Regions from separate parts of the Homo sapiens genome. Here region 2 is linked to region 1. Evidence: chromatin contacts called from ENCODE POLR2A ChIA-PET data. All regions are on one chromosome and are shown on one strand. Each heading gives the region's core, a stretch centred on a gene start or an enhancer-like site at or near the end of the contact. The rest is flanking DNA. Distances are from core to core; before and after follow the strand shown.

What was found. ChIA-PET counts read pairs that join two places held with the same protein, here RNA polymerase II (POLR2A).
Region 2: POLR2A ChIA-PET joins it to region 1 with 16 read pairs in BJ. The contact joins two enhancer-like sites. POLR2A ChIA-PET finds 5 or more read pairs at or near these places in 3 of 52 experiments (BJ, CD4-positive, alpha-beta T cell and activated T-cell).

What each region holds. Positions count from the first base shown.
Region 1 is chr2:232,644,114-232,649,173 of GRCh38, forward strand. All of the region lies in intron 1 of EFHD1 (EF-hand domain family member D1), which reads left to right. Among named protein-coding and RNA genes, the nearest start is that of EFHD1, 13 kb to the left of the region's middle. Within about 2 kb of position 2,825, at least 5 of the 41 ENCODE cell types and tissues checked have a DNase peak (open chromatin) inside an H3K27ac peak, as active enhancers do.
Region 2 is chr2:233,227,421-233,232,863 of GRCh38, forward strand. No RefSeq gene overlaps it. Among named protein-coding and RNA genes, the nearest start is that of ATG16L1, 22 kb to the right of the region's middle. Within about 2 kb of position 3,856, at least 3 of the 41 ENCODE cell types and tissues checked have a DNase peak (open chromatin) inside an H3K27ac peak, as active enhancers do.

The DNA.
Region 1 (5,060 bases), core at 1,575-4,074:
TCCATCTCATGTTGCCCTTCCTCCCTCCAAAGAGCCTGGCATGGTGGGCCCGCCCCCTGGGTTTGGAGGGCTTGATCATTCTGCCTCACCCTCCTGACTGCTCACTGTCTTAGAAAACGTTTGGCTGCTACCCTGTGTCTCCCCAGACCCCCTCCCCAAACCTCTTTTATTCTTTTTCTCATCGGGGGTGCCATGCCCCTGATTTCGTCTCCTCTTAGAAGGGGCTCCAGCTGCTATCTTTGGCCAGGAGTTGCCATGCCTTGATGGTCCTCATTCCTTTAGTGGCTCCTGGGCTTCTGTGGCTAAGGGCACCTCTGTTGGCTTGGAGGCCTTTGTATAAGTCAGGTGTGAGTGTGTGTTGGGGGGTGTTCAGGGCTGGTTTTCTTTTCTTTTTTTTCAATTTTTTTTTTTATTTTTGAGACAGAGTCTCACTCTGTCGCCCAGGCTGGAGTGCAGTGGTGCGATCTCGGCTCACTGCAACCTCCGCCTCCCGGGTTCAAGCAATTCTGTCTCAGCCTCCCGAGTAGCTGGGATTACAGGCACCTGCCACCATGCCCGGCTAATTTTTTGTATTTTTAGTAGAGATGGGGTTTCACCATCTTGGCCAGGCTGTCGTGATCCACCTGTCTTGGCCTCCCAAAGTGCTGGGATTACAGGCGAGAGCCACTGCACCTGGCCTAATTTTTTTTTTTTTTTTTTTTAATTTTTAGTGGAGACGGGGTTTCTCCATGTTGGTCAGGCTGGTCTCAATCTCCGGACCTCAGGTGATCCGCCCACCTCGACCTCCCAAAGTGCTGGGATTACAGGCGTGAGCCACCATGCCTGGCAATTTTTTTTTTTTTTTTTTTTTGAGAGATAGGTCTTACTATGTTGCCCTGGATGGTCTTGAACTCCTGGGTTCAAGTGATCCTCCTGCCTCAGCCTCCTAAAATGCTGGCATTAGAGGTGTGAGCCACCATGCTGGCCTCCTGTTATTTTATTTTTTAATCTTAGCCTAGCACACCTTACTCCCAGTCATGTTGCTGAATGAAGGGAAATTCTTTGGTTTTGGAGCTCAGACCTGGGTTGGCAGTGACAGTGGCAGCATCCTTCCAGGCCAGGCAGAGCCCTGGAGCGGGCCACATCCAAGGCAGACACGCCTCAGCCCCCTGCCACGGGTCAGGTTTGCAGGAAGTAGGAGGATGGCCCCCTGCCTCGTGCCCACGGCTGGCCACTCTGCCCCTTCTGGGTGGTGAAACAGCAGAGACCCCCACCCCACAGGGCCGTAGCTGATCCCAGCTCTAGGGTTTGACATCTCCACCCCCAGGTTTCCCCAGCACCCCTCACTGAGCACCCACTGTGCCTTGGGACAGCCCTGATCAAAAAAATCTGGCTGCTGACAGCCCTCACTCTTTGCCCACGAGGACCTAGTGAACTCTGTTGCAGCCTTGGAGAAATGCTGGCCTCCGATGCTGTCCTGTTTGGCTTTGGTGGTGACAAGGTCTCTGCCTCCTCTCTAAATGCGTCGTGCCTCTCCACCCTATAATGGCTGACTTCATGGATCATTGGGTATCCCTAATGCCACCTAACAGCCCCACTGACTGTGTGCAGGGCTGTGCTTAGCGATTTCCACATGGGAACTCATGCTTCACGACACTCCAAAGGAGGTACGATATCAGACCCCATTTCACAGATGAGGAAACTGAGGCACAGAGAAGCCAGGGAACTCGCCTAAAGTCACACACCTTGTAAGCGGTAGAGCTGGGATTTGAACCCAAGTGGCCTGCACTCTTGTCCAGTGTCACATGCCCGTCTCACTAATGTTCTTCCCACCTCCCAGCTTTCCAGCCTCCAAATCTCAGCCATCCTCGACACCATCCCCTGCATAGCCAGGCAGGGCCTTGGCTGGCACAGTCTCTGCAGGCAGCCTGACCTCCAGGCCCTATTGGACCACCTGCCCTGAGCCTGTAGTAGCTGCCTCAGACCTGGCCTCCCCCATCCGTCCAACATGTTTTAGCCGGGCTCACCAGAGCCCAAGATGTCATTACCTTGCTTCCCTCTTCACAAGTTATTTTGGGTTGGGGTGGGGCAATATACAACATTCGGTAGCTCCCTATTGCCCAAGGAAAAAAGTCTAGACTCCTCATGTGGACCCTTAAGGCCCACTCCAGTTGGCTGTCACAGTCTTCTCTCTCTCTGGTTCCCCCCACCCAGGCCTTGCTCTCACTGAGCTGAATGGCCCCCACAGCCTCTCTCCTGTAACCCTGCAATTCCCAGTTGATTACACTTAGGTCTGTCCGTTGTCTGTTATTGCTGATTCTCTCTTTTCTCTTCTCTTCTCTTCTTTTTTTTTTTTTTTTTTTTTTTTTTGAGACAGTGTTTCACTCTGTCACCCAGGCTGGAGTACAGTGGCATGATCTCCGCTCACTGCAGCCTCCGCCTCCTGGGTTCAAGCTATTCTCCTGCCTCAGCCTCCTGAGTAGCTGAGATTACAGGCATGCGCCACCATGCCCAGCTAATTTTTGTATTTTTAGTAGAGATGGGGTTTCACCATGTTGGCCAGGCTGGTCTTGAACTCTTGACCTCAGGTGATCCCCACCCACCTCGGTCCCAGAAAGTGCTGGGATTACAGGCATGAACCACTGTGCCCGGCCGGTTATTGCTGATTCTTATGATGCTCCCCCACCTTCCAGAGTTTCCCTGGGAAAGCAGAGACAGAATGTTCATGGCTGAAAGTGGCTAACCTCTTCCTGCAGTCCCCACGCCCAGCCCAGGGCTTGGCCCAAGGCCATGGCAGAGTGGGCACCTTGACCTCTGTGGAGGCTTCTGAGCTCTGCCAGCTGTAGCTGCACTGAGGCCCTGATGACTGCTGAGAGGAGCTTCACAGCTCCCTGCGGCCATGGGAGGTAATGTGAGCCTTCAGTGGGGTCATGCGGTTCCCTCCAGCAGAGCCACTGACCCACACGGGCACACACCTGTAAGTGAGACCTGGAAAAAGGTAAGTGACCACCTTCTCAGGTTGTGCACAAGACCTCATGACCACTCGGTGTGCAGTCATGGCCTTAATTAGGGCACTTATGTTCCAGCCCAGTGTTCTTTCCACTGAGGGCTGCTGGGTTTAAGGTGGTGTGGGCCTGGAGTGGAGAAAGCAGGAAAAGGTCCTGCTGGCAGCAGTGGGTGGAGAGGAAATGTCGAGAGCTGCATGGGTGGCAGCCCAGGGTGTCCTCATCTCCCACTTGGGGTGATGGCCTGGCGCCCTGTAGTCCGCTTGCGTTGGGCTGGCTGCCCTGGCCTGCTCTGAGACCTGTGCCCCCTGGGCCACTGCACACCCCCTCGTCGGGGCCTCCCTCTGGCCGTTTCCTTCCCTGACCTTGGCACTGCTGGAACTGCACCAGGCACAGCCCAAATGGAGTCTAGTGTGGAAACCCTGTGTTGTTTGGGAACATCTGTTCCCTGATATCCACAGGGCTCCTGGGAATTCCAGAAGAATTAGGTTTCCAGGGGCCCTTCCAACCCAGTTTCCTGGCCCCTCAGGACTCTCCTGTTAGAACTTTTTTTTTTGAGACGGAGTTTTGCTCTTGTCGCCCAGGCTGGAGTGCAATGGCATGATCTCGGCTCACTGAAACCTCTGCCTCCCAGGTTCAAGTGATTCTCCTACCTTAGCCTCCCAAGTAGCTGGGATTACAGGCACCCACCACCACACCCGGCTAATTTTTGTATTTTTAGTAGAAACGGGGTTTCACCAGGTTGGCCAGGCTGGTCTCAAACTCCTGACCTCAGGTGATCCACCCACCTCGGCCTCCCTAAGTGCTGGGATTACAGGCATGAGCCACTGCACCCGGCCTCCTTTCAGAACTTTTATGCAGACCTGGCAAGGTGGCTCACTCCTGTAGTCCCGGCACTTTGGGAGGCCGAGGCAAGAGGATTGCTTGAGTACAGGAGTTCAAGACCAGCCTGAGCAACATGGCGAAACTCTGTCTTTACAAAAAATATGAAAAACTAGTTGGGCATAGGAGGTACGTACCTGTGGTCCCAGCTAGGCAGGAGGCTGAGGCGTGAGGATTGCTTGAACCTGGGAGTTGGAGGCTGCAGTGAGCTAGTATCACACTCACTGCAGTGAGTGAATAAGCCGAGTGTTTGGGGCACAAGGAGAGCTGGGAGTTTATCGGACAAAAGTGGCTATGAGTGGTTTGATTGGATGATGAAAACTTTGGGTCAAAGCTTTTGTATCTCTGAGTCCCCTGGCCCTTTTTCAGAGCCTGCCCACCCTCAGTCTGCATGCAGCTAGAGCATTGGGAGTGACTGTTTCCCAGCCCGCAGCTGGTTGGGCAGGAAGGAGGAGCAGGTGATTTGACAGCTGGGGAGGACCCACCCAACCAGAGAAAACTAGAAACTCAGAGAACCTTGCAGGCAGGGATGTAGGGAGAGGGACTACAGTCCTGTGACCTTAGGGAGTCTCCGAGGCTCATCTAGATAGGCACAGCTGGGGACACCCATAGGGTAACCCCAGGAGGGCCCCTGGGAAGACCACCTGCCGGTGGGTGTAGTCTGTGCTGCCCTTCTCTGCCTTGAACGTGCCCAGGGGCTGTGGTGTGGGGGGCTTGTGAACATGCAGGCTCTGATTCAGCAGGTCTAGGGGTCTCGGTAGAACTTGAGACTGCATTTGTAACACTCCTGGGTGACCGTGATGCTCTGGTCTGGGGACCTCACTTTGTGGGGCCAGCGCCTGGCTGTTGAAAAAGGCAATGCGTGATTTCTATTCCAAGCCTTTCTGTGTGAAGAGAAGAAGGTACTCTTGTGTCCTGGTGTCCCTGAGATGCAGGCAACCCCCTCCCATCACTAAGGCGTGTTCTGGGGCACTGCTACCCTCCTGAGAACACCCTATCTGAGAGATCCCTGGGGAGTTTCCAACAGCTGAACCTCTGGTGGACAAAGGCTGGCCAGCTTCTTTTTCCATGAATGGCAGGATAATTCCTGGGAGGGAAGTTAGAAAACCAAGAAAGCCTGGGGCTCTCTGCACAGTGGAAGCCAAGAGAATAAGTGACTGACTCATGGACCTGAAACCGGGAGGACGCCGGAGA
Region 2 (5,443 bases), core at 2,606-5,105, 580 kb after region 1:
TGTTACATACACTGGGAGTAAAAGATGGTGGGGGGCCGCATGCCCAAACAATGAAGAAAAATAGTGACAGCAATTGGCATGACAGTCCAATTCTTAATTGCATGAGCTAATGAAGTGGAATTCCTGGCATGACTTACCCCAAAGTAATTTATATTTGGCTTGGAAAACAGAATGGTTTTTATAACAGATTTTTCTAATTATGTTTTACTTATGTTAATATGAGGGTTTGACTCCCCAAGTAAATACCACCTGCTCACAAAGCAGGATGGCTCAGAAGTGCACTGAGCACCAGGTGGAAGCCAGGCTGGGATTTCACAATTTGCTGCAGACGATGCAAAAGTATCTGGAAGTTTTTGCTTTTGATGTGTGGGGGCTGCTCTCTCCAACTCATTTGTAAAAGCATTAAGGGCAGCTACTGTATCTCATGCTTCCTCTCGATTCCTCAAAGATAATAATACTCAAACTTTGCTATGCATAAAAATCACCTGGGGAACTTGTTAAAATGCAAACTCCTGGGCCCTGCCAGGATGATTGATTCTGTTGGTCTGGGTGATGCCTAGGAATCTGAATTTCAGCAAGCACTCCAGGTCCTTCTCATGCTGGTGTTTGGGCCATCACATTTGGAGAAACACCACTGAAAACATTAGACACATGGATTCATACTCAAAGGAGGCAAAGTGCTGTAACAGATGAAGTGGGGGAATGATTAAGAGCCAGAGCTGGGTTCCAATCCCAATTTTGCCGTGAATTCATTGAGGCAGCTTACCTTCTCTGATAATCATTTGCAAGAAGGCTAATACATAGACATCGGAGTCATTAGGAAAACTGGAGGTAGCAAATGAAAAATAAAAATTGGGTGAAAACATAGTGGCTTTCACTATTTGTACCCAGAGGGTTCTCGGGTGAGCCTTTCTCAAGGTAACTGGGCTCTGAGAATCCTACCTTGGAAGACCCATGAGGATGGCACCTGTAAGATCAGCTGGTCTGGTACCATCTTAGCACTGTTTCCTTGCAGTCACTGAGTGCCATCCTGAGACACTGTATTTCATAGATTTCATGTTTTTCAGGCTCACTCTTTCCTTGTTTCTACTTGTGAAATTATTATTCATCCTGCAGCATATGGACAACAGGTTTTTTACCCATTCTCTCTTGCCGTTGGCAGGATACCATTCAACAATATGGTGTTAACAAAAAATATTAAAACTAGCTGTCTTAAATTTTTGGTTCTGGTTCATAATGTTGCATAATGAAAAGGAAAATCTTTCCCACAGTCCCAGTGGTGCGGAAACACTTAGAAATGACTGTAAATATAGACTCTCAAATGACAAGAGGTTGTTTTATGTCATTCTGCGATTTCTTTTTCACAGCATGTTCTATGTGCTGGAATAAAAATTTTTAATGAAGTCAGAATGCTAAATTTAATGGAACCTTTGCTCTTTGTTCATTGCAAAATACATCATGTTTCCATTGAATTTGCTGTGCATCTTGGCATCAGGTCCCACACAGCAAAACAAAACTCAGACCTCATAATTCAATAGTTTTGATTATGCCCAGATTCTAAAGACCACTGCATGTCTTTCCTAATTTGTTACTCACTTGATTTTCAGTGAATAAATGTAAAAAGAGTCTCCAATTGTTCCTCTTAAATCACCCTAATTGAACATAAGAGTGATAATGTATGACTGGAGGAATATTTTACATAATGTAAGTACTAATCCTAGGTGGCATATAATTAGCTTGCAATTTTTTTTTTTTTTTTTTTTTTTTTTGGTCAATAAGTAGCATAAAAATACTGATTGAGGCTGTGACTCACACCTGTAATCCCAGCACTTTGGGAGGCTGAGGTGGGCGGATCACTTGAGGTCAGGAGTTTGAGACCAGCCTGGCCAACATGGTGAAACCCCATCTCTACTAAAAATACAAAAATTAGCCAGGCATGGTTGAGCATGCCTGTAGTCCCAGCTACTCGGGAGGCTGAGGAAGGAGAATCGCTTGAACCCAGGAGACAGAGGTTGCAGTGAGACGCGATGGCACCACTGCACTCCAGCCTGGGTGCCAGAGCGAGACTCTGTCCCAGAAAAAAAAAAAAAACTGATTGTTACGGAGAATAAATTTTAGCTGCAAGGTGTTCCAAGCAGGCTATTCAAAACATGTACTTATAACTTAGGGGTATAAAATTTATAGTAACCTGTTAGTGACTGCAAAATCTAATCTAGTTACCAGACCTTTGCTTCTCAAACTTAGGTGTACATAAGAAATATGTGAGGTGCCTGTTTTAAAAATGCAGGTCCTTGGCCAGGTGCAGTGGTTCACGCCTGTAATTTGGAAGGCTGAGGTGGGAGGATTGCTTGAGCTCAGGAGTTCAAGGCCAGCCTGGGCAACATAGTGGGACCCTGTCTCTATAAATAAAATTTTAAAAAGTGCCTGGCTTGGGACCATTCATAAAGAATCTGATACAGTGGCTGGGGGACACAGGAGCCAGGGGAGTTCGCAAAACCTAGGAACATACATTTTGAACACTACCCCCCCTGCCCCAGGTCATGCTGATGTAGCTAATTGAGCACTGGCTAGCCCATTCTCCCTACAGAGGCTCTTTCTTCCTTATTTGTACCCATCCATTCTCTTACCTGTGAGCAGACACAGGTGTGCACCCAAGATTATGAAATTTTGTTGAGCTCTTGGACTTCTCTTGGGCTAAGGCCACATGACAATCTACTCAGGAATAAGGTAAACCCACTCCAATCCAGCAAGTTACCTATCTCAGGAATTGCTAGTACTGGTTGAAGAGATGGATGCCTCTGGGCTAAGATAAAATGCACTATCTCATGGGTTCTCTACTTGATCCTCACTGCTCTATAGGGTGGGGCCTATGTGTATTTTATAGAGGAAGAAACTGAGGTTCAGGGAGGTCAGGGCACTGGCAAAGGTCATATAAGAAAGGTAAAGGCCAGGCCTGGTGGCTCAAGCCTGTCATCCCAGCACTTTGGGAGGCTGAAGCAGGTGGATCACCTGAGGTCACGAGTTCGAAACCAGCCTGGCCAACATGGTGAAACCCTGTCTCCACCAAAAATACAAAAATTAGCCAGGAGTGGTGGTGTGCGCCTGTAGTCTCAGCTAGTTGGGAGGCTAAGGCAGGAGAATCGCTTGAACCTGGGAGGCGGAGGTCGCAGTGAGCTGAGATTGTGCAACTGCTAGGAGACAGAGAGAGACTCTGTCTCAAAAAAAAAAAAAAAAAAGAAGAAGAAGAAAGAAAGAAAGAAAGAAGAAAGAAAGGTAGGGAACCAAGTCCCCAAAATTGTGTCTCCAGTCTCTAAGCTTGTTCTTTTCAACTCCTTGTCAAGAGTTTGGTTATATTGCCAGAATATGCAGAGATGGGTTAAGCATTTTACATTAAAAAAAACGACAACACATTACCTCTTGGTATTAATTTTCTATACAAGAGGAGATGATCTCAGTGTTCGCAGAACAGCAACTACACAGGCAATGATTAAAATTCTGAGAACACTCTCCCTCAGTCTGTCTTCAGACAATGCTTCCATCTTATGGTTAGGTATGAAAGTAGAAAAGTAATCTGGGGCCTGGTTCTCACACCCTCTGTCGCTGGCCTCCCTGGAGCTGGGTGGTGGCATTGCAAGGACTATTTACCAACAGGATTAGAAAAGTGATCTTCGCAAACCTCACTCTAGAATTTTCGAAACTGCTTTTTGTGCTTTTGGTAATGTATGAGTCTATTCAGCCTGCCACAACAAAAAGCCACAGAGTGGGTGGCTTAAACAACAGAAATTTATTTCTCACGTTTCTGGAGGCTGAAGTCCAAGATCAAGGTACCAGCAAGTTCAGTTTCTGATAAGGCCTCCCTTCCAGGCTGATGAACGCCTGTCATCTCACTGTGTCCTCACACGGCAGAGATAGCAGGAAAGAAATTTCTGCTTTCTCTTTCCCTTTCTTCCTCTTCTTTTTTTTTTTTTTTTTTTTTTTTTTTTTTTTTGAGATGGAGTCTTGTTCCCATCACCCGAGCTGGAGTGCAATGGCACGATCTCGGCTCACTACAACCTCTGCCTCCTGGGTTCAAGCGATTCTCCTTCCTCAGCCTCCCGAGTAGCTGGGATTACAGACGTGTGCCACCACACCCGGCTAATTTTTGTATTTTTAGTAGCGATGGGGTTTTGCCATGTTGGCCAGGCTGGTCTCGAACTCCTGACCTCAGGTAATCCGCACACCTCGGCCTCCCAAAGTGCTAGGATTACAGGCGTGAGCCACCGAGCCCAGGCACCTTTCTTCCTCTTCTTATAAAGCCACCCACCCTTATGGCTTCATTTAACCTTAATTACCTCCTAGAAGCCCGATCTCCAAATACCATCATAATGGGAGCTGGGGCTACAAAATATTAATTTGGTGGGGACCCAAAATTCAATCCATAGCAGATGGGTCCACTTATTTTCCAGGAAAGCAGCTTTGGACAGAGGCAAATAGGCAGCTTTTCTTAACTAAAGACAGAAAGTTCTATCTGAGAAGATGCCCTTCCAACCCTTTTCTCTTTTGGGGAGAAATGGATGCTTTATCAGGAAGTTAACATGTGTGATTACCAATCATAGGTGGGGGCCCAGGAGATTCCACGCTGCTGAACCTGGTTCCACAGCGCTCAGGCAGAGCTGTACACACGGTTGTATGTATGTGCACACTGCCCGGGGAGACACGCTGTAGCCACGATGGCTCCCCTGCTGTTTTGGGGACATGTCAGGCGAGCTCTGGCCTTAGGACTGACTTAGACTTGGTTCCCTGGAAGCAGAGCCTGAGCCTGGGGTTTTTGTGCAAAGATTCTTTTGGGAGAAGTCTAGTCTCAGCCTGATCCCAGGGGGAGCTCTGGAACATACATTACTTCCAGAGATGGTCCCTCTCAGGGGAAAGGGGATTGGACACTTGTCCCTGCCCCCATCAGTCAGGCATTGGTCCCCTCCCAGGCATGTCCAGGACAGGAAGCAGGTCAGGTCAGCCAAGGGCTATCCTCTGGAGAGGGGGACAGGTGTGAAGCTTTAGCGGACAACACCCCCGACCCCAACAACAGAGGGAGGGTGCCAGCGCTGCTACAGAGGAGCTCAGCGGGGCCCAGTTGCACCTACTATGGAGGAGCTGTTGCTCTAGCTGATCCCTCTGCCTGGGATGTTCTCCCCCAGATGACCTCATGGCCAACTCCCTCACCTCCTCAGAGCTTTGCTAAAATCTCACCTTCTTCCTTTTTTTTTTAGACAGAGTCTCACTCTGTAACTCAGGTTGGTTGGGGTGCAGTGGCATGATCTCAACTCACTGCAACCTCCACCTCCCGGGTTCAAGTGATCCTCATGCCTCAGTCTCCCGAGTAGCTGGGACTACAGGCACGTGCCACCATGCTCGGCTAAGTTTTGTATTTTTAGCAGAGACGGGGTTTCACCATGTTGGCCAGGCT